Regions from separate parts of the Homo sapiens genome. Here region 1 is linked to region 2. Evidence: read pairs that join two places in POLR2A ChIA-PET (ENCODE). Cell type or tissue: Panc1. All regions are shown on one strand. Links, peaks and the distances in the headings refer to the core of each region. The heading gives the core; the rest is flanking DNA.

Evidence for each region. ChIA-PET counts read pairs that join two places held together with the same protein. Peaks named below come from ENCODE experiments on the same cell type or tissue, not always from the same donor. Only the 100,000 strongest peaks of a DNase experiment are listed, where the experiment ranks them.
Region 1: POLR2A ChIA-PET joins it to region 2 with 24 read pairs; 2 of 35 experiments call an interaction of 5 or more read pairs at or near these places.

What each region holds. Positions count from the first base shown.
Region 1 is chr4:153,146,901-153,157,328 of GRCh38, reverse strand. It overlaps a transcript of TRIM2 not described here. Among named protein-coding and RNA genes, the nearest start is that of TRIM2, 52 kb to the left of the region's middle. RefSeq lists a silencer at 3,876-3,965. In Panc1, for the core only: no CTCF peak of the experiment used is centred there; no DNase peak of the experiment used is centred there; H3K4me3 peaks cover 1,721 bases; H3K27ac peaks cover 923 bases.
Region 2 is chr4:152,967,568-152,977,995 of GRCh38, reverse strand. It overlaps FHDC1 (FH2 domain containing 1), which reads right to left. Exons shown (of 12, transcript NM_001371116.1): 10 at 9,899-10,016; 11 at 5,455-5,619; 12 at 1-3,321. The coding sequence ends at 1,273. Among named protein-coding and RNA genes, the nearest start is that of FHDC1, 36 kb to the right of the region's middle. RefSeq lists enhancers at 3,900-4,419, 4,420-4,940, 5,029-6,228. In Panc1, for the core only: no CTCF peak of the experiment used is centred there; no DNase peak of the experiment used is centred there.

The DNA of each region.
Region 1 (10,428 bases), core at 2,155-7,154, 180 kb before region 2:
TGGAGACAGCATGGCCATGGCTTTGGGGTTTTTCTTTTTTTGTGACCTTTGGAGGGGAACCTGACACCTGCTCATAGTCGCTCTGGTTTTGCCTGCTTAGCCTGTGGGAACTGAAAACAGGCAGCTGCTTAAGGATGTTGATTTAATTTATATACAGTGCAACCTTGCTAAACAACACTGTTTTGAACAAAGCTGGCTTCTGTGTATCAGCACTGGAGTAAGTGCCCATCTCTTCTGCGCCACATCTCTGCCACCTTGCACACACAGGTCTCTCTGCCACCCTGGAAGGCTGTCAGTGCCTCATCATTGGGAAAGAAGAGAGGTGTCACCCTGGTCTTAGCACTACAGCAGGGTGGGCAGGCAGGGGCGGGGAATGCTAGAGAGGCAGGTGATCTGCCTTCCTGTTACTTCACCACCTGGCCCCACCATCCAAAGTACAACAGCCCTAACCCACAGGGGAGAGGCAGGGAGAATCCAGTCAACTCTCAGTGCTAGTCCGCCTGGATTTGTTGTACCTCTGGTCAAGATAGTCTTGTCTATGCAGAGAGGTGTCGATTGCTCCTCTTTGGTGATGGAGACATACTATACTCCGTGGCTTGTGTGGCTTAGAGAGGCTAGAGGGAAATTCAAGAGATGAGTGAACTGGGAATTTTAGAGTCTCATTTGTAAGAATCATACTTCAACAATGGTGCTGCTTATAAGCTTATATATATGATCAATCCATACTCCTCCCCTCCCCTGCAAGAGATGGGGCACCAGGAGGCAGCTTCAGGACACTTCCCAGGCCTCCTGAACCCCACTCACCCCATCTACATCACCAGTGGAGGGAGCAAGGGAGCTGTGAGTGGCGGATGTGGGGGAGGTGGCAGGCGTGGTTAAGAATGGTTAGAATTCTCACTGTCTCAGAATCTCCAGGGGGCAGCCTCCTTAATTTACAGCCAGGGTAAGATTAGGGAACTAGAAACGTTCCTTTATTCAAACAATCCAGAGAGATCTATGGAGGGGTAGACACTCGGCCAGGAAGACATGACATGCCTTTAAAAAGACTGAGGCCAAGAGATGTTTCTTCAGGTTAAAAAGAAAGCATCAAATCATAAAACTGAAGCTAGAAGAGGCCCCGGGAGAGCTCCCATTCACACCCGTTACCCACAAAGAAGGCAAAAGTCTGGTTGCAGTTGCCTATCTGGATGAGGGGCCAGCTTCGGCTGGGGTGTTTTGTTCAGCAAGCACGAAACATTTTAAAATGCTTTACCCTTAATTAGTTGCCAACCTCTAAAGATCTGGAGATGTCATATTCACAAATGTAAAAACCAAAAATTCCAGCTTCCCTTGGCAAATCAGAAGATCTGGAGAACATTGAGTGTGGCTCACAGCTGCCTCCTCAGCAAGTGAACCCCAGCAGGTCCTGGCCCTCCTTGGATATCTATGCTCCCTGCCTGGCCCTGCAGTGGTAGACTTTGTCCTCTTAGGCATGGACCAACGTTTCTCTACCTAGTGTTTTGCCTAGGGAGCTCCTAGAACATATCCATACCTGGGCTTATACCAGTTAAGTCAGAATCTTGGAGTCTGGGGAAGGATCCAGGTTCAGAGGAGTTTTTAAGTCCCCAGGTGATTCTAGCCTGCAGCTAGGGTAAAGAATGGCTGGGCTGGGGCCATGAACGGCAGATGATAAATTGTTCACTTCTAGACGCCTCTTGGTGGTTAATTTTACTTTTTCGCCATTTTGTAAGTTTTTCATTATATCCAATCAAAATCTGGTTTTCTCTTACTCCATCCTTCTCAGCCCCTCACACATTTGACAGTAACGAAGTCGCCACTCCACCTTCTCTCCCTAAAACAGCCTCGGTTCTTTTAGTCTCTCCTCTTTCCACCTCATTATTTGATTTCCCCATTCTGAACCCCTTCCCTCCAATTTCTGCATATTCTTTTTAAAGTACAGTGGACAAAATTAAGAACAATACCCTAACCATTATTTTACTAGAGTAGAATTCAGTAGAAGTATTTATTTCTAGTTTTGATATGTCATATGTAATATTTCAGAATCACATTTATTTCTTTTAACAACACTTCTACTTAATCATCATCTGGTTTTTATTAACAAGAAACTCATGTGCAAAAATCTGAGAAACCCCACTCTGAGATGGAAAACCAAAATTTGGGACACATTTTTTCTTTCTTTCTTTTTTTTTGAGACGGAGTCTCACCCTGTTGCCCAGGCTGGAGTGCAATGGTGTGATCTCGGCTCACTGCAACCTCTGCCTCCTGGGTTCAAACAATTCCCCTGCCTCAGCCTCTCTAGTAGCTGGGATTACAGGTGCCCACCATTACGCCTGGCTATTTTTTGTATTTTCAGTAGAGACGGAGTTTCACCATTTTGGCCAGGCTGGTCTTGAACTCCTGACCTCAGGTAATCCGCCTGCCTCGGCCTCCCAAAGTGCTGGGAATACAGGCGTGAGCCACTGTGCCTGGCCAATTTGGGGCAAATTTAAGCACCAAATGTCAAGCATTATTTTTGAGGCAGACAGACATCAATCTTTCCCCAGGGCCATAACCTGATAAATAAAATTAAAGAGACCATATGTGTCCATATGGACACCATGTGTGTACAAGCAATTGGTTAGTGTATTTTTAGGCAAATTCTAAGCTATACTGATTACTACTTTTCTGAGGATTATTATATTTTAATTTTTCCACTTTGTAGTCTTTCTGTCTTTTCTACTTGCTCTCATTAAGCCAATCCTCCAATGTCAGGTTAAAAGAAAAGCTGCTTGGTGGGAGATGGAAGACACGCAGAAATCGTAGCCTATCTCTTAGGCTAGGAGTTAGATATTACTTTGATGGATATCTGATATTATCCTGTTACACCCATTATATGGATGAGGAAACGGAGACCTGGAAAGTTTAAGTAGTTGTTCACTGTTCATTGCTCACACTCCCAACACAGGGTCCTGGCTCTGGTAAGCCCCTCTGGGGAAGGTGAGGTCTTCCATTGGCTATCAGCCCCTGACCGTGGAGGCCAGACACCACATCAAGAAACCTGAGCCTCAGAGACTGCAGTAGTTAGACTTCAGGTCCGCCTGCCTCTGTATCACATATTTGGGCCTCAGCCAAATCAACACAGAAATGCACTTGAAACATTAAACAGGACGTTCTGAAACCACGTGACTCTGTGAAACGCTCCTCGGAACCTTTAGGGAAGGGCCGAGTTTCTTTAAGAAATGTGTAAACGACAGAGACACACACCCTTGCATGATGCCAGCTCTGTAAAATTAAAACCTTGTCTGGAATTAAATATAAAACTGAGTTGAACTTCAAGATTCCTTTTAGCAATCTATAGTAAGGAAAAAAAACCACACCCCCCACACTCATATTTTGGGGAGAAAGGAGGGAATTGAGGTCTTTTCACTTCATGTCTGCCCTCTTAAACCCCTTGTGCGAAGAGAAGGAAGAAACGAGTTCTGGGCGCGGCGAGAGACTGAGGCCTGCAGGGCTCTGAAATCCCAAAGGCGCTGAGATCTCAAAGAAACCCAGACGCGCCCCCTCCGGGGCCCGGACTCAGCGATGCGCGCCGCTCCCTGAGACGCCGCCACGCCCGTGTCCCTGCAGGACCGGCCGCAGCCGCCACTGCGCAGCGCACAAAGGTCCCCACGGGCTGGAACACTGGCCTCATCTCGTTTCGAGCCAACCGTAAAACGCGCCTTCTCTCCATCTTCAAAAAGGGCCGGAAAGATCGGGGGCGGGACGGGGCTGCCTGCCCTGGCTGCCTAGGCCAAGGTTATTTCCTTTGTGTGTGGATCCCCAAAGCATAGGGCGGTTCCAAGCCCGGCGCTGGCAACCCTGCACTCAACGCCCCCGTCTGCAGCCTTCCGGGCTGTCGCCTCCTCGCCAGCGCGCACCACCTCCAGACGAGGCGTGGCGACGCGCGTCTCGGGGCCCTCCCGCAGCCCCGCCGCACGCGCGCCCGCCTCTCCTATCCCTGCCTTTCCGTCCCCGCCACCGGTCTGGAAGCTTTAAGCGCCTAGCCGCCTGCCAGCAGCGCGGGGGACACAGATACTCACGTTTCCAATTGCGTCCCGAAGCGCGCACTGCCCCCGCCGCTGTAATTAGAAGGACAGGAAAGGGCTCTGAGAGCTGCCTTTCAGGCAGCGAGAGGTGACAAGCAGGCGACCAGCTGAAAGCCCCTCATTTTCTGCAAGCTCACTCAAAATGCTCCTCAGTGCCGCCAGCGCAGCTGCCAGGTTTAATAACTGTGTCAGACCGCCCGCCCCTCCCCCACAAGGAGCCACAAAGATGACAGGCGGGGAACTAAATCCGCATGCCTAGCCGCAGTCACCCGGCCTCAGCCCCAGCGACGCCGCCGCTGAAGTGACTGTGCAGGGAAAGACCATGAAAAGGTGCAAATGCCAGCCTTGACCTAGGAATTCTCCAGAGACCACTTCCTTCACTCCGAGCAGAAATCGGATCCTTTTCCCAACAGTATTTCTGAAACAAAACAAGAGGCAGGCGCCTTTCCAGTTAACCTAACATGCATTTCAAATGCAAAAGGCTCTTTCGCAGCAACACTCGTCCCTATTTCTACTGGATTTCTGGGTATCGGTGGGATATTCTGCGCACCATGCAAAGCGTAAGAAGCTCATTCAACTGCTCTGCTCCCGTTTCAGTCGCGCGCACCAACACTCGTGTCTGTCCCCAGGACCCTGGCCAACAGAACCTTACTGTCTGAGGGGGCTCCTTGGCAGTTCCTCGTCGATTTGGACCATTTCCAAAGCACGGGCAGCTCCTTGATAGCGACTCAATCTTGTCAAGCAGGAAGGAATCAGTGGTTCTGTTTTGCAAGTGGAATATCAAAGTAAAGTACTCCACCGAAGTTAGAATTTTATAACATATATATATGTGTGTATATATATATATATATATATACACACATATATATATGTATAAAAAGACTGATCCCGAGCGCACGGCAGCCCGGCGACCACGCCCCAGGCCCCGAGTGCCCCGACTCCGCCCAGAGAGCCCTTCCCCGCGAGGCCCAGCCAGCCGCACCTGCCTCTGCGGGGGGTGGTTTCCCGGGAAACTCCGGAGAGCCTGTTCTCCCTCCAGACACGCGGTTCCCTTGACAACTGCGACTTAGCACTAGGCCTTCTAAGAAGAATGTCCATGAATGCCTGTTTTAAATCACAGATTCAAAGAGATTGACGAGGGTGGTTGGGCAGGAATAAGACGGCAGTGATTTGGGGGAATGGAAGAGGGGCCGCGCGAGCCTGAGTGGGGTCAGTGGCTATCGCAGGCGAGGGACTGCGTCGCTCGCCCTTCCCTACCAGTGAGTTAATACCTGGCTTTAGAATGAATTCCATCATTCCCTTCGGCTTATTTCCTTTTCTCTATTTATTTTCCTTAAGATACTATTTAAACAGTTATTTTGCACTGACAGAGCACTAGCTGGCTCCAGGTAGGAGTGAGGAGAAGCCCATAAAGATGTATGAAACAGAGGTGAGACTTCATGGGAATAATATTTGGCTATAGATGATCTCGTGCACAGAAATTCAAGAATTGTTTCAAATACAGTCTTGCATCATCAGGCCATGATGCTTATGAAATTTCACTCATGATTTCAGTCGGTTTCTATGGAGAAAAGAGGAAGTGTAGATGAGACTATGCATATTTATTAAACATTTAAATGTTCACATGCCACCTGGTTCCTTTTGTTTTGGTTTTGTTGTTGTTTGTTTGTTTGTTGAGACACAGCTTCACTCTATTGCCCAGGCTGGAGTGCAGTGGTGCCATCTTTGCTCACTGCAACCTCCGCCTCCTGGGTTCAGGTGATTCTCGAGTCTCAGCTTCCCGAATAGCTGGGAATACAGGCGTGAGCCACCAAGCCAGGCTAATTTTTGTATTTTTAGTAGCGATAGGGTTTCACCATGTTGGCCAGGCTGGTCTTGAGCTCCTGGCCTCAAGTGATCCGCCCACCTTGACCTTCTCAAGTACAGCTATTACAGGTGTGAGCCACTGCCTGACCTCTATCTTGTTACTTTTGGTTACAGACATATCATACTAATCACACCACAAATAGGCGCTAAAAGGTAAAATGAAACAAGTTAATGAGCTTGCATCTAAGGCATAAGAAGATTGTATATAAAAAAAATTACACATGCCCCGTACTGGTTTATCCTATGATCAATTATGTATTCCGTATTTGAGCTATTAAAAGTTAAAGATCAGTGGCATGTTTGAATTAATGAGATTTTACTATACACATTATGGTAATATGATTATATTAATCTCTGGGTTGAGACTGAAATATGTACATACAAATGCATCCTTTAAAAAGTCATAAATTCATTTCTGAAAAGTTTCACATGCATCCAATTTTCACAAAGCAAGTGATATTTCCATATTCTAGGGAAACGGTTTATGCAAAATAAAACACACAAGAAAATTTCTTCATAAAGCAAAAAAACCTTTTTGTTAAGAAAAATCATGCGTGTAATCCCAGCACTTTGGGAGGCTGAGGCGGGCGGATCATGAGGTCAGGAGATCAAGACCATACTGGCCAACATGGTGAAACCCTGTCTCTACTACAATACAAAAAAAAAAATTAGCCAGGTGTGGTGGTATGCGCATGTAGTCCCAGCTACTCGGGAGGCTGAGGCAAGGGAATCGCTTGAATCTGGGAGGCAGAGATTGCAGTAAGACAAGATCGCACCACTGCACTCCAGCCTGGCGACAAGAGCGAGACTCCAACTCAAAAAAAAAGAAAGAGAAAAATCATCTAATTTCTGTTTTTAAATTTTGTTTATTTATTTATTATTTTGAGATGGAGTCTCACTCTGTCACCCAGGCTGGAGTGCAGAGGTGTGATTCTGGCTCACTGCAACCTCTGCCTCCCAGGTTCAAGCCATTCTCCTGCCTCAGCTTCTCAAGTAGCTGGTGCTCACCACCAAGCCCAGCTAATTTTTGTATTTTTAGAAGAGTCGGAGTTTCACCATGTTGGCCAGGCCTGTCTCGAACTCCTGACCTCAAGTGATCCACCCATCTCAGCCTCCCAAAATGCTGAGATTACAGGTGTGAGCCTGTGCCTAGCCTAATTTCTGTTTTGAAAATTCACATGCTGTATCCTGAATCTGCTTTGAAGCACAAATTTTGTAAACATGTGACACACATGTTTATTTGCAAATGGAGATCCCTAAAGCAGAAATATGTATACCCAGCAATAGAATAGACATCCCTACATAGGCATCTCCTAATACATTTCATGTTTGAGAAAACAGAAAATTCTAAACAGATCATCTTCACTTTTAACAAAAATTAACAATGAACATTGTAGAAGTCAGTTAAAAGATACTAAGAATGCAGTCATTGAAAAATGTCTTTCTAAAGGATAATTAAGAGCAGGACGATTATATTCAGAATATTATATTAACTGATAATATTAAGTGAGATTCAAAACAGTAGATAGTTGTGATTCCAATCTTTTTCAAAATTATATGTGTGTATACTTACGACTATGATGATTTGAGGGAATTCTTGGCTTTATACTTGCCAATTTTTTTTCTTTTTCCTTTCATCTTTTTCTTTTTTCTTTTTTTTTTTCTTACTCTGCCCCCCAGGTTGCAGTGCAGTGATACAAACATGGCTCACTGAAGCCTTGATCTCCTGGGCTCAAGTAATCCTTCTGCCTCAGCCTCTCTGAGTAGCTGGGACTACAGGTGTGTACCACCATGCTTGACTAATTTAACAAATTTTTTTTTTGTAGAGACAGGGTCTTGCCATGTTGCCCAGGTTGGCCTCAAACTCCTGGGCTCAAGCAATCCTCTCGCCTTGGCATCCCAAAGTGCTGGGATTACAGGCATGAGCCACCATGCCTGGCAATATTTTCTATTTCATTTTATTTTCTATTTTATTTATTTTAGAGACAAGGTCTCGCTATGTTGCCCAGGCTGGTCTTGAACTCCTGGCCTCAATCAATGCTCCTGCTTTGACCCCTATATTTTCCATGACAAACATTTCCATGGAGAGCAGTGTGGTAGAGTGGTTAAGATGGTAGATTCAAAGTCAGAGGCCAGGTGCAGTGGCTCATGCTTGTAATCCCAGCACTTTGCAGGGCTGAGGTGGGAGGATTGCTTGAGGCCAGGAGGTTGAGACCAGCCTGGACAACACAGGGAGATCTTGTCCTACCAAAAATAAAAAATTAGCTGGGTGTGGTGGTGGGTGCCTGTAGTTCCAGCTACTCGGGAGACTAAGATGGGAAGATCCCTTGAGCCTAACAGATTGAGGCTGCAATGAGCTTTGACTGCATCACTGCATTCCAGCCTAAGTGGCAGAGTGAGACTCTCTAAAAAATAAACAAACAACCCCCCCAAAAGTCGGATAGATCTGGCTTTAAATCTCAGCTGCTACTTCCTGTGTGTTCTCATTTGAAAAATGGGATTAATAATAGCACGTTACTCAGCATGGTTGGAAGGATTAAGTGAGATAATGCCTGAAGAATACTCAGCACAGGACCTGGCACATGGAAGAATGTGCTCATTTTGGCAAATGTGTTTATCCTAATTTGTAGGCTTTTTTTTTTTCCAGGATTTTAGTTCTACATTGCACATTTTTGACCCTTCAATTAGACCTTCTTTTTATTCTTCTCCTTTGTCTTTGTCTTTCTTCTTCTGACAGGATCTCACTGTGTTGCCCAGGCTACAGTGCAGTGGCGAGATCACAGCTCATAGCAGCCTCCACCTCCTGGGCTCAAGTGATCCTCCCACCTCAGCCTCTTGAGTAGTTGGGACCACAGGCACATGCCCCCACTCCCAGCTAATTTTTTAAATTTTTAATAGAGAAGAGGTCTTGCTATGTTGCCAAGTGGGTCTCGAACTCCTGAGCTCAAGCAATTCTCACCTTGGCCTCCCAAAGTGCCCAGCCCACTATTATTAATATTTTATAAATGCAACATTGCTTATATTTGTACACAGTTTTTACCTATATTTCTCATCATTCCTTTTTGCTTCTCAGAATGTCCTTCTGGGATCATTCTCCTTTTCCTTAAAGTACATCCCTGGGAAGATTCATAGAGTGTTTTATTACTGAATTATCTCAGCTTTGGTTTGATAATGTCTTCATTTTGGTTTTGTTCTGATATACAGTTTCACTTGACATGATTTTGGGGTTCACGGTTATTTCTTTTTCTTTTTCTTTCTTTTTTTTTTTTTTGAGACAGAGTCTCACTCATCGCCCAGGCTGGAATGAATGCAATGTTGTGATTATGGCTCACTGAAGCCTCTATCTCTTGGGCTCAAGTGATCCTCCCACCTCAGCCTCCAGAGTAGCTGGGACTGGAGCTGCCACATGCCTGGCTAATTTTTTGTATTTTTTTTGTAGAAACGGGGTTTCACCATGTTGCCCAGGCTGGTCTCAAACTCCTGGCCTCAAGCAATCCACCTACCTTGGCCTCCTAAAGTGCTGGGATTACAGATGTGAGCCACCACGCCCAGTCTCATGGTTATTTTCAAGTAATACTTTGAAATATAATTCCGCTGTCTTACAGCTTCACTGTTGCTATTGAGGAATCAGCTGCCATCTAATTTTTGCTTCTTTTTCTAGTTAATCTGTCAACTTTAGGTGTTTTGCTTCATGTTATGCTTGTATTCCACTATATTATTTTTACAAAATGTCAAACACACTTATTTAATATTCCATACCGATCACTCTAGTATTCAGCCTTTGCAGGTTTAAGTCAGCAGCTTTTTGTCTCAGCTGACACTTACTCATGTCTTATTTTCCTGTTTATTTAGTGGTTTTTATTTATGGTGAATTCTTGTATCTGGAAGCTTTATCCTGTGGGAACTCTGTGTTAAAGTGCAATGCCCAGGTAGGTGAATTAGGAAGATTGAGACACTTCCCACATGAAACCACTTTAAAATAAATTTTATGTTTAAAGCTTTCAAGCCCAGTAGCAAGTGTACATTTCAGGTTCACACACTTGTGAGTTGGAGCATATGGTTGGGCAGTTCTGAGCATTTCTCCATACTTCACCCAGAGCCAAGCCTGAGATAGGTAACATGGTGTTATGTAGGTACATTTTTCCCTTGTATAATCATTGTGTTGCTTTTCAGGGGTTCTGGCTTCAGATTGGGCATCTCTTATCTGGCCTCCAGCCCTGCTCAAGCCCCAGGCTTTTTATCTTCTTCCCTTGTATGTGGCTCATTCAAATTCAAACCGTAAGCCATGGAGGGTTGGCAGACATTCTCCACCCCCACCCATAAAAAGGCCTGCTCTACCCTGTTTCCCTCCTGCAATCAAGCTTTCTTACAGTTCGGCCTTCTTCTTATTCTTCTTTTTTTTTTTTGGAGATAGAGTCCCGCTCCATCGACCAGGCTGGAGTGCAGTGGCGTGATCTCAGCTCACTGCAACCTCCATCTCCCAGGTTCAAGCAATTCT
Region 2 (10,428 bases), core at 2,812-7,811:
ATGGAAGCATCTGATTTCTGTCTGAGTCCAACTTTCCCTCCTGTTCCTAGACAGACTCACACCCAGAGTCATGCACGGAGAAGTGGGCAAGCCAGACAATCTTCAGGGAGACACAGCCCATCACAGGATACCCAAGGCTTATGGGGAAGTCCAGTTGCCAGCAACGGACCCTGTGTGGGCAGGTGAAACTCTGAAGCCAGAGAACACAGGAAGATAAAAATATCTTCATACTGAGGATATACTGGCCAAGTGTGGTGGCTCACACCTGTAATCCCAGCACTTTGGGAGGCTGAGGTGGGAGGATCACTTGAGCCCAGGAGCTCGAGATCAGCCTGAGCAACATAGTGAGATCCCATCTCTACAAAAGATAAATTAAAAAAAAACAATTAACCAGGCGTGGTGGTGCACGCCTGTAGTCCCAGCTCTGAGGGAGGCTGAGGTGGGAGGATCACTTGGGTCTGGGAGGTCAAAGCTGCAGTGAGCTATGATTGTGCCACTGCAGTCCAGTCTGGGAGACAAGAGCACGACCCTGTCGCAAAAAAATACATATGTATTTTTTTCCTGGGAGGCATTTCACTCTGCAAAAGGAACCAAAACTAGAACATTTCATTTTTGTTTTGTTTTGTTTGAGACAAGGTCTCACTCTGTCATCCAGGCTGGAGTGCAGTGGTGGGGTCCTGGGCTCAAGTGACCTTCCCATCTCAGCGTTCAGAGTGGCTGGGGCCACAGGCATGTGCCACCACACTCGGCTAAATTTTGTATTTCTGATAGAGACGGGGTTTCTCCATGTTGCCTAGGCTGGTCTCGAACTCCTAGGCTCAAGCAATCCACTCATCTTAGCCTCCCAAAGTGCTGGATTACAGGCATGAACCACTGCACCTAGCTAATTTTTATATTAAAAAGAAAGTCTTTGATATATAAAAACTGGCCTGAAAAAAACTTTTTTGACTTGTTTCATAAGAATGTCACTTTACACTCCTACTAAATCTTTCTCGGGATCCGGGCTTTGGGGGAGGGTGGGGTGCATGGGGGAGGTGCGGCCGTCACAGTAGTGAACGTGCATCCATCTGGACGCTGGACTGCAGCAGGGCTCAGCACAGCAGGCTGCAGTCCACAGGCCTCCTGGACTGTGCCATCCCAACAGCGTCACTAGCAGTGGCACCAGTGGCTGCTTTATCTGTAACAAAGACATGCTGCCTCTTTCCCCATCCTCGTCCCAGAAGTCAGTCTTCACCGTCTGAATCCCAGGAGGCAGGAGAGGACAGGCACCCATCACTTCCGTAAGGGATTGAGGATTCTCCCCAGCGTGGTCCGACTGGAGTCCTTCCGACGGAGGGAGGCCCTTTCCCCAGCCCCTCTGGCCTTCAGAGGGGCCTCCGTGTTGGCACTGGGACCCTCCGCAGACTCTGGGCGCTTCTTGGGGGCCCGGGCACTGCTGGCTCGCCTCAAAGTGCTGCTGTCCTTGGGAGCGGCATCCTCGGGGTCCCCTTTCACCCTCAGCTGCCGCTGCGACACTGTCCGAGTGATGCCGGGGGCTTTGGCCACGGGAGGAAGATCTGTTCTCATGCTTCGAGAGGAGGAGGCCACTGTGTTCCGGGCAAAGCTCGGGACACGGGGTAGTTCGTGGGGGACGCTGGGCACTGACGGGGTCTTGGGCTCTTCTTTGGGACTCTCAGGGCCCTCGGAGTGGGCGCGGCAGGTCTTATTTTCCTCAGGCTTCTGTCTGGGGAGGTTCCTGAGTGGTTTGGCACTGGGCTTCTTGAAAGAACCCCTGGGCTGCAGGGGAACGTCCCTCCCCGGACGGGTGCTGCTGGAGCCGCTGCTCCCCCGCGGCAGCCTCTGCTCTTCGGCGCCTGTGGAGGCCCTCCGCACGGAGTTCTGGCGTGACCACACAGTATCTGTGCTGCTGGGGGGATTCTGGGAGGGCCCCCGGGATGACAGCTCTGGTCGCCTCCAGCCGGCGCCTCTGCTGGACTTGGTGATGGGCATGACCTTGCGCATGCTCTCGTTCTCTGAGGCGGTCAGGGTCCGCACAGACTTGGCCACTGCCCCCTGGCTCCGCCGGGCGCTCCCGGGCTTGGAGGCCCCGGGAGACGCCTCTTTCAGGGAGCCTCTCTTTGGTGCTACAACATCTTTCCTTTTGGTGGGTTTGTCCCTGGGCAGGCCGCCCTTGCAGCTGGGCTCACTATCCACAGAGACGGGGGCAGGAGCCTCCCCAGGGGGGCTGGATGTAGGGTTGGAGGAGACTTGGCTGTCCCCCATTTCTCCAACCCCAGAGGACATGGAGCCATCCCCTTCCCCGCCTTCCTCCGGGTCCCCGCCTCTGGGTCTGGAGTCGGTTCCCTCTGAGCAGTCCAGGGTCAGTGAGCAGTCGGTGGTGTCCGAGATGCAGAACAGAGGTCTAGGATCTTTGTTCTCAGGGTCGCTGCTACCCACAGATCCCAAAGCTGCACTTCCAGGCTCATCGGGGGCAGCCTTGCCATCCTCCAGCGCTGGGCTGAGACTCCCCAGGGCATCTCTGCCCATGGGTGTCAGGCTGCTGCTGCTGGCACTGAGGGACTGCGGGCCCCTATGCCCCACAGACTCTAGCTCCATCGGGCTGAAGTCACTCAGAGTCAGCTGGGAGGTCTCCTCCATGCCCTGGGAACCCTGGAGGTTGAACTGGGCCAGCCCTGTCACCAGCTCATGCTCCTTAATTCCCAGAGCCAATGGCGAGAGAGGAGGGGACTGTGCTGAGCCCAGGCTCACCGGCTCACTGTACCTCTTTCGGAGGACACTGACGCCCTGGCGCCGAGCTCTGGGGAAGGCAGAGGCATGGTTCTCAGGCTGGGCGGCTGCAAGCTGGTGCGCCTGTGCTGAGGGTGGGTTGGGGGCCTCCTCCTGGCCCCCCGAGGCCTGAGGTTTGTGTGCAAAGCTGGAGTCCTGGTGCCTCACTTCTGCAGGCTCCAGGCAGGCTATCGTGGGCCGGGCCTGCCGGGGGCTGCTCCGGGGCAGGCTGTGGAACTTATTGGGCTCCTCAGGGCTGCCGGTGGAGCTCTCCAAGAAGGTCAGCAGCTCCCGGTCAGCAGAGGGACCCAGGGAGAGGCGGGAGCGGCGGGTGTTCGGGGGCCGGTAGGAGGGGCTGGAGGGGCTGATGGGCCTGGGGTGCAGGAAAGGGAGCAGGCCCTCTGCACCCTTCTTGGTCAGCAGCTCCACATCATTCTCACTGCTGCTCCGGCCAAATGCCCCCAGCTCCCCAGTTGCCCAGGAGCGCTGCTTCTGCTCCTGCTCCTTCAGCCTCTGCAGCTGCCTCAGCTCCTGCGCCTCCCGGTCGTGGTTGTCCTGAGGGATGGAGAGAAGCCCGAAGATGCATGAGACATGTGGGACCAATGTGCAGTTCCAGAGCCACCTACGCTAAGAGCCAAAGAAAGATACAGGCATGGAGGGGAGCTCAGGGTCATGTCTTACACTGAGAAAGAGGCTGTGTGTGTGCACATGCATGTGTGTGTGTGTACGCATGTGTGTGTGTGTAGAGGGAGGGTGAGGCTCTTCAAAGCTACTAGGGATCTGAGCAGAAGGGGTGAGTGCTGTAGACCTGGCCCAACAATCTGTCTACAGTTTTTATCCGATCCTTGGGCCCAACTTCCAGCTTTCCAGCCAAGGCACTGCTCAGTGGAGGCTGCCATTCCACATAAGCATGCGACCTCAACTCCAAGGAAAGCCAACTCTGTTTCTGAGCAGTATAAGACACAGAGGACTTCCAGGAAAGGGCTATATAGGCAATAGCTGAGAAAAATACTGTGGGTATTTAAAGAGCGAGCCTCAAATTGTACTTCTGTGCAGCATGGATCTGTCCTACACACATTCATGTGTAGCACATTCTACTTAACAGTGATTTGGATGTATTAATGTATAGCCACAATATTAAGAGATGCTCTGTTCAGCTCTGTTCCCTGACTGCTCCTTGGTAAAGCAACACCACACGTGGCATGGTGGCTCTGCCAGCTGCAGCCTGCAGCACATGGCTCTGCCTCTCACGTCCTAGCCTGTTCCCACAATCAGAGAAGAGGAAGAGGAGGAGGTGTGCTTTACAAATCTTTCAACCTTCACCCTGCTCCAGAGAACCCAGCCCTTCCCATCGAAACTGCACCAGAGCAAGCTCACATACCAAAGCACACTCTACCACCTGGCCATGCACTTTAAATAGATTTGTGTCATGGAAATATGTGGATCTCACAGCCCAAATGTGTTATTGTTAGCAGTTTTACTTGACAATCAATTTCCTCCAATGATGGCCTTTCCCTTCCAAGTTTCTGTGGGGCTCTAGCCGGGGACTCTTGGCTCCGCCTGCAGCTCTGGCCTCAGCCTCCCACCTCGTCCCCAAGTCTCTCGGGCCTTCTTTAAAGATTGCCTGTGGTGGTGGTGGGGCCGGTGCCTGGCTCTTTGGACAGTGGGGCTGAGAGCATCACACAGGTGGCCTCACAGGCCTATGGAATTCCTGGGAGTGAGGGCCTCATTAAGAGCCAACTTGGCCTTGACACCCACCACTGCCTCCCACAGCTGAGCTCACTTCTTGGCCAGAGGAGTGCAAACGTGGCCACAGGCTGAGCCTCCTTCTCTTAACTGGATAGAGAAAGGAGGGGTCGAGAACACAAAGCAATTCTGGGCTTGAGAGAAATCTGACCAATCCCTCAAAGAAATTCAGCTATGGACTAAGCTGCATTCCAACTGGAGGGGGAGAGATGACTCACGAGCTTTGCTTCCTCAACACCACCCGAAATGAAGGGATGTGAGTGGCCGGTTTGCTTTCAATTGATGAATTAAAGTTTTACTTGAAAGCCAAGCAACCCAGAGAGTTTTCTGGCTTCTACATTAAACCCAGAGATGACTGGAATTGGTGGTTGAAGGGCAAGAAAGGTAGCTGTCTTGCTCAGTATGGCAGCAGGCTTTGTGGTTATTTGGGAATCTGGAAGACCGCTCTGGGGAGGACCACATGGTTGCCCTGGTGCCAATCCCACAGTGACGGCAGCAGAGCTTGGAAGAAGGGAAAGGGAGGGCCGTTCCATCATCCCACCACAACAGAAGTCTCCCTGGAAGAGGACGTTCTCTTCTGGGAGCGGGAGAGAAAGACATTCAGGATCTTCAAGAGACTTTTAAATGGTATGACAGCCATCATGGAGGAACTTTACTAACAAAATGCTCTCAAGGCATTAATGTGAGTGTCAGGGAGCCTGTGCACCAAAGTAGCAGAGGCAGTCAAATGCCTCCCCCTGATGCTATGCAAGCCCTCGGGGCTGGGATGGCAGAGCCACTTTCCAGCAATCCCAGCCGAGAGCCTGGCAATACCACCTGGGCCAGATGTCCCCGAAACCGTGGAGATGCAAAGTGCCTTTCTGTGGTGAGCAGATGACTAGGTCGAGAAGAAGGAAAATAAAAATCCAAACAACCCCAAGACACAGATGCTGCCAGATGTACCTTAACTGCTTTGTTGAATTTGGTACAGAAATCTCTAAATATCTGAAAGCATTCATCCAGTTTCATGGTTTTTTTGTCTTCACAGAAAAAATCTATAAGGGTGTAGGCCTCATCCTGGAGCTCTTGTTTCCAGCATTCCAGTTCCCTCAGCTTTTCTATGGCAAACTGCGGAAAAACAAACGAACACACACTGAGGTAAACGTTGTCAGCTGAGGCGGCGCTGGGCACTGCATCCGGTGCCCAGAGAAGACGTGCTCTGGGGTTTCATTTCAGGTCTTGGAAAAGGAAGGTTTATTGCAAGGCCAATGCAATCAGAGCCAAAAGGAAAATAATTCAACCCAGAACAAACCTCGGGGAAAGCAAGGTGAAGTCCCGTGTGAGACCTAGACTAAGCAACAAGATAGATTTAAGAACTTTAACCTGCAGAACGTCACTAACAAAATGTTCACTTTTAATGTCACTGAAAAAAATTACACAGGTATACAACTGGTTTTTACCAAGGAAGATCCATTTTGCATCTGTTCTTCTTCCTCTTAAAATTGAGTCTTACACTGGTCAAGAGTTTACTTTAGGGTCCCTGAAGCTACTCGCTCTACTGATGCATTATCAATTTTGCCCCACTGAGAGGGTGTCTAAGCTTAATCCCAAATGAGCTCTGTGAGGGTCAGGGTCACCCCCACAGGACCAAAACCCTCGTGCCTAAACCCGGGGTGCTGATCCAAGTCAGCTGGGAAGCTTGGCAACAGGCCATGCCTGTATTCCTCCCGTTCGATTTCACAGGTTTGGGGTGGACCCAACACTAATATTTTCTGAAAGCACCACCCCAGGAGATTCTGATGGGTCCCAATGGCTAGGCATTACTGTCCTTTACAAAACCACCCTCTTTGCTTCTTCATTTTCTCCTAATTCTTCTAGGACAAATAAGTCTCTGAGGCCCCTGTGCATTCTGGTACTGCCTCAACACAGAGATGGGAAGAAAGGAAGCTTGTTTTCCTCCAATGATTTCCAAGGCCTTCAGCATGGAATCTGCCATGTCCAAGGGTCACACACACTTCCCCGATGGCAGTTCAGTGACAACATGGGGAGCTGCATGAGGAAGCAGTATGGTGCGGAGAAAAAGGGCTCCACAGCAGCCACAGCCCATGAGAATGAACATTTGGAATCACACTGAAGTCTTATGTTGAGACCTGCAGGGTCTCACTCCATTACCCAGGCTGGAGTACAATGGTGTGATCATGGCTCACTGCACCCTTGACCTCCTGGGCTCAAGCAATCCTCCCACCTCGGCCTCCTGAGTAGCAGGGACTATAGCTATGCACCACTACACCCAGTTAATATTTAAATATTTTGTAGAGACAGGGTTTCCCTATGTTTCCCAGGAAGGCCTCACGCCATCCTCCCACCTCAGCCTCCCTAAGTGCTGGGATTACAGGGGTAAGCCACTGAGCCTAGCCTATGTTGCTTCCTTGTTTACTGGGAAATAATGGTTATATGAAGAAGGAATGAATGAAGTATGTTACTTTATGAAATCACATGTATCATGTTTTTAAAAAAGGTTATATTTGAAAACATTTTTTGAGTGAAGTGGGGATGGGCTGGGAAATGGTAAAGCTAAAGTTGCCCACTTTGGAGGGGTAGAACTGCTGTTTGAACCTGTGTGGAGAGCTACAGAACCTACAGGGAAATTCTGTGAAGACGCCACCTATTACCCACTCCAACCCACTTTCCCCCTTAAAAGCCCTTCTCTTAAACCAAACACACTCAAGAGGTAGTAAGAAACGAAAACTATGTAGGAAACCAAATACCAGAGAAAGTAACCACCTGAGTCAGTAGCCCAAGGCAGTGTGTGCATTCATGCTGTATTTTTCTTTATGGAGGAATGGTATTAATGAAAGGATAAATCTTTGCCTGTCATTCTTCCACAGGGGGAAAGATGGATTCCAGCCAAGAACAGCTCAACTGCAGAAAAATAGGCCTCTTGACAAGAATCTACATGGGAGCTCAGCTCCACCTCGTATGTTTCATCTCTAGATCCTGTGGGGATTGACAGAGTACCAGGAAGGAAAATCTTAAACACACTGAAGTCACCCTTTGGACTTGGGAAAATGAAACATTCTGAATGTGGATCTGAACAGTAACCACACTTGAAGTTACCGGGCAGGAGTTCTACATGATTAGGGCCAGAAATGGAAAAGTTCAAAGCTACACTGGCAAAGCAAGAATGTCAACAGGTTAGCAGCTGTAGTGTCCAAGTCAACCTTACATCTCTAACTTGCCTGCTACACACTGAAGTTTCAAACAAGTTTACTCAGTATTTCTTACCCCAAGGGTGAAAATGCTGAAATAGATCTGCAAAAATGTGTTCCTGTTATTTTTCTGCTCTGAATCCTTGAAGAGTTCCCCACTTCTTATGGCATAGAGTTTGAGTCCAGCATTCAGACTGGTGTTCAGAGACCTGAGTGCCCTGACCCTGACCTACCTCGAAAAATTTTATCTCACCTATTCAAAAGGAAGTTGAATTTAAGAAAGAAAAGTATGCAGCTGTATGAAACGTTTTACTTATAGAGATAAAAATGACTGGGTTGGCGCAGTGGCTCATGCCTACAATCCCAGCACTTTGGGAGGTGGGCGGATCACGAGGTCAGGAGATTGAGACCATCCTGGCTAACACGGTGAAACCCCATCGCTACTAAAAATACAAAAAATTAGCCTGGTGTGGTGACATGCGCCTGTAGTCTCAGCTGCTCAGGAGGCTGAGGGAGGAGACTCACCTGAACCCAGGAGGTGGAGGTTGCAGTGAGCCGAGATCGTGCCACTGCACTCCAGCCTGGGTGACAGGGTGAGACTCTGTCTCGGGAAAAAAAAAAAAAAAAAAACGACTGCCAGAAAGAAGTGTAAAGGGTTAAAACAAGACTGACTATGAAAAGCAGTCCAGAGGTGAGGCTAAGTCAGAGCTGTTCTTCATCCTAAGCTTCTCTGTGTGAATATTGACTGAGATGGTAATAGTTAATATGAGAACTTGGAGGAATGAAACATCCAGAATTTTAGTCTTGATGTGCAATGGTCCTTATTCTTGATTTTCCGGATTTGTTTAATGCATTCGTTTACTGTTCAGTATTTTTGTGGTATTGGTGGTGGTGTTTGTAACAAGAAAATTAGTTTGGTTTTACTTGAAGGAAAATACAGAGCACATGTTTAATAATAAAAATAAACTCACAGCAGAGCCAAACAAAATCAAGCATCCGCCGAAGGCCATAATATTTTGAAGGAGCTGAATTAAGAAGCGAAGGCTTCAGCTGGCACAACCTCAGGAGCACACTGTTCCTCCCCAGTGCCAAGGGCAGCCCTGCTACATGATTCCACCTCACAGGTCTCAAAACACTAACAACACTTCAGGTAGCATAGCCTTTCGCTGAAGACTAAAAGCATGAGATGGTGCCTTTTTTTTTTTTTTTAATAAGGAAGATAAAAGAAGTATGTCAGACTATGCGATTAGTGAGTCACAGTGAGCTGTCACAAACATGTCCACTCTGCTGTTTTTTGTTGATGTTATTTGGAGCAGCTCCCGACACACCCTGTGGGCCCTGCGTACTCCTGGTGTTGACGGGCACAGCTCTCATGTGTTCTGCTGCTCTCATTATAAAACATGCCAAAACGCAGCTTGTTTCTTCAACATAAACAAGTGAAGAAATGACAGCCCAAGTTCTAAGGCATCTTGATTTCTGTGGAACTTTGTTCTGTTATCCGAAAGTTTAACTGGTTTAGAAACAAAACTTGAGTTGCCAGGTATAGCCCAAGTGCAACTCCATGGCTGATACCAGTTCACCACAGTAAACTGCAATCGTGCAAACTGAGCAGTGAACAACAGGAGCCTCGCAGAAGCACTGTCCCTAAACAAATACATCAGGCTTGGGCTGGGCGCGGTGGCTCACACCTGTAATCCCAGCACTTTGGGAGGCCCAGTGAGTGCGGATCACCTGAGGTCGGGAGTTTGAGAGCAGCCTGGCCAACATGGCAAAACCGCGTCTCTACTGAAAAAATACAAAAATTAGCCAGGTGTGGTGGTGCATGCCTGTAGCCCCCAGCTACTCGGGAGGCTGAGGCAGGAGAATTGCTTGAACTAGGGAGGCGGAGGTTGCAGTTTGCCGAGATCGCACCATTATACTCCAGCCTGGGTGACAGAGCAAGACTCCCTCTCAAGACAAACAAACAAACAAGTCAAACAAACGAAGAGACAAAAAAAAAAAATATATCAGGCTTAGATCACATTTAACATCCTCTGCAAAGAATGGGCATGGAAATACCAAGTTCCTCTGACTAACTTGGAGAAAAAAAATATGAATGGGAACTGCTGCTTCCACAAATACACCCATGCAAATTTAACCAGCCCCGGGGTGCTGCTGGGAGATGAGATTAGAGGGACTGACTTGAGTCACCTACAAACCTGAAGAAAATCTTCCATCTGCTGACAAAGTTCACCATCCCGCTGGATGTTTTCTTTTAGTGATTTTGTCCTGACAAACAGCAAGTGCAGTTCTGCCTCCGTGTTCTCCAGAGATAATCTAAAAGAAGAAAGGGGAGAGTGGGCAGTTGGAACAAGGAAGCCATGTGTCATGTAGGTATATTAAATAAGACTAACTGTTGTTCAACCTTGGAAACAGAAGGGGAGAGCTACTGTGATGATATTTATCTACCCCTGTATTTAGATCTTTTGTGTTTCCTCCTGTTTTAAGAAGTGATTCGTTTCTAAAGACATATACTGGTTCAAAGAGAGCAGGTTGTAACTGTACTCTTGATGGTAAGATAAACAAAACCATGGGATCTGCAAACGTTTTCATAAACTAGCTCTGAACACCTTTATGCAATAAGCATTACAAACTAAATGCCAGCGGCTTCCGGGATTCATATGCTTTCCATGGGCCACTAAACACAAATAGGAAACTCTAACCCACAAGAAGCAAGGCAATATATGTT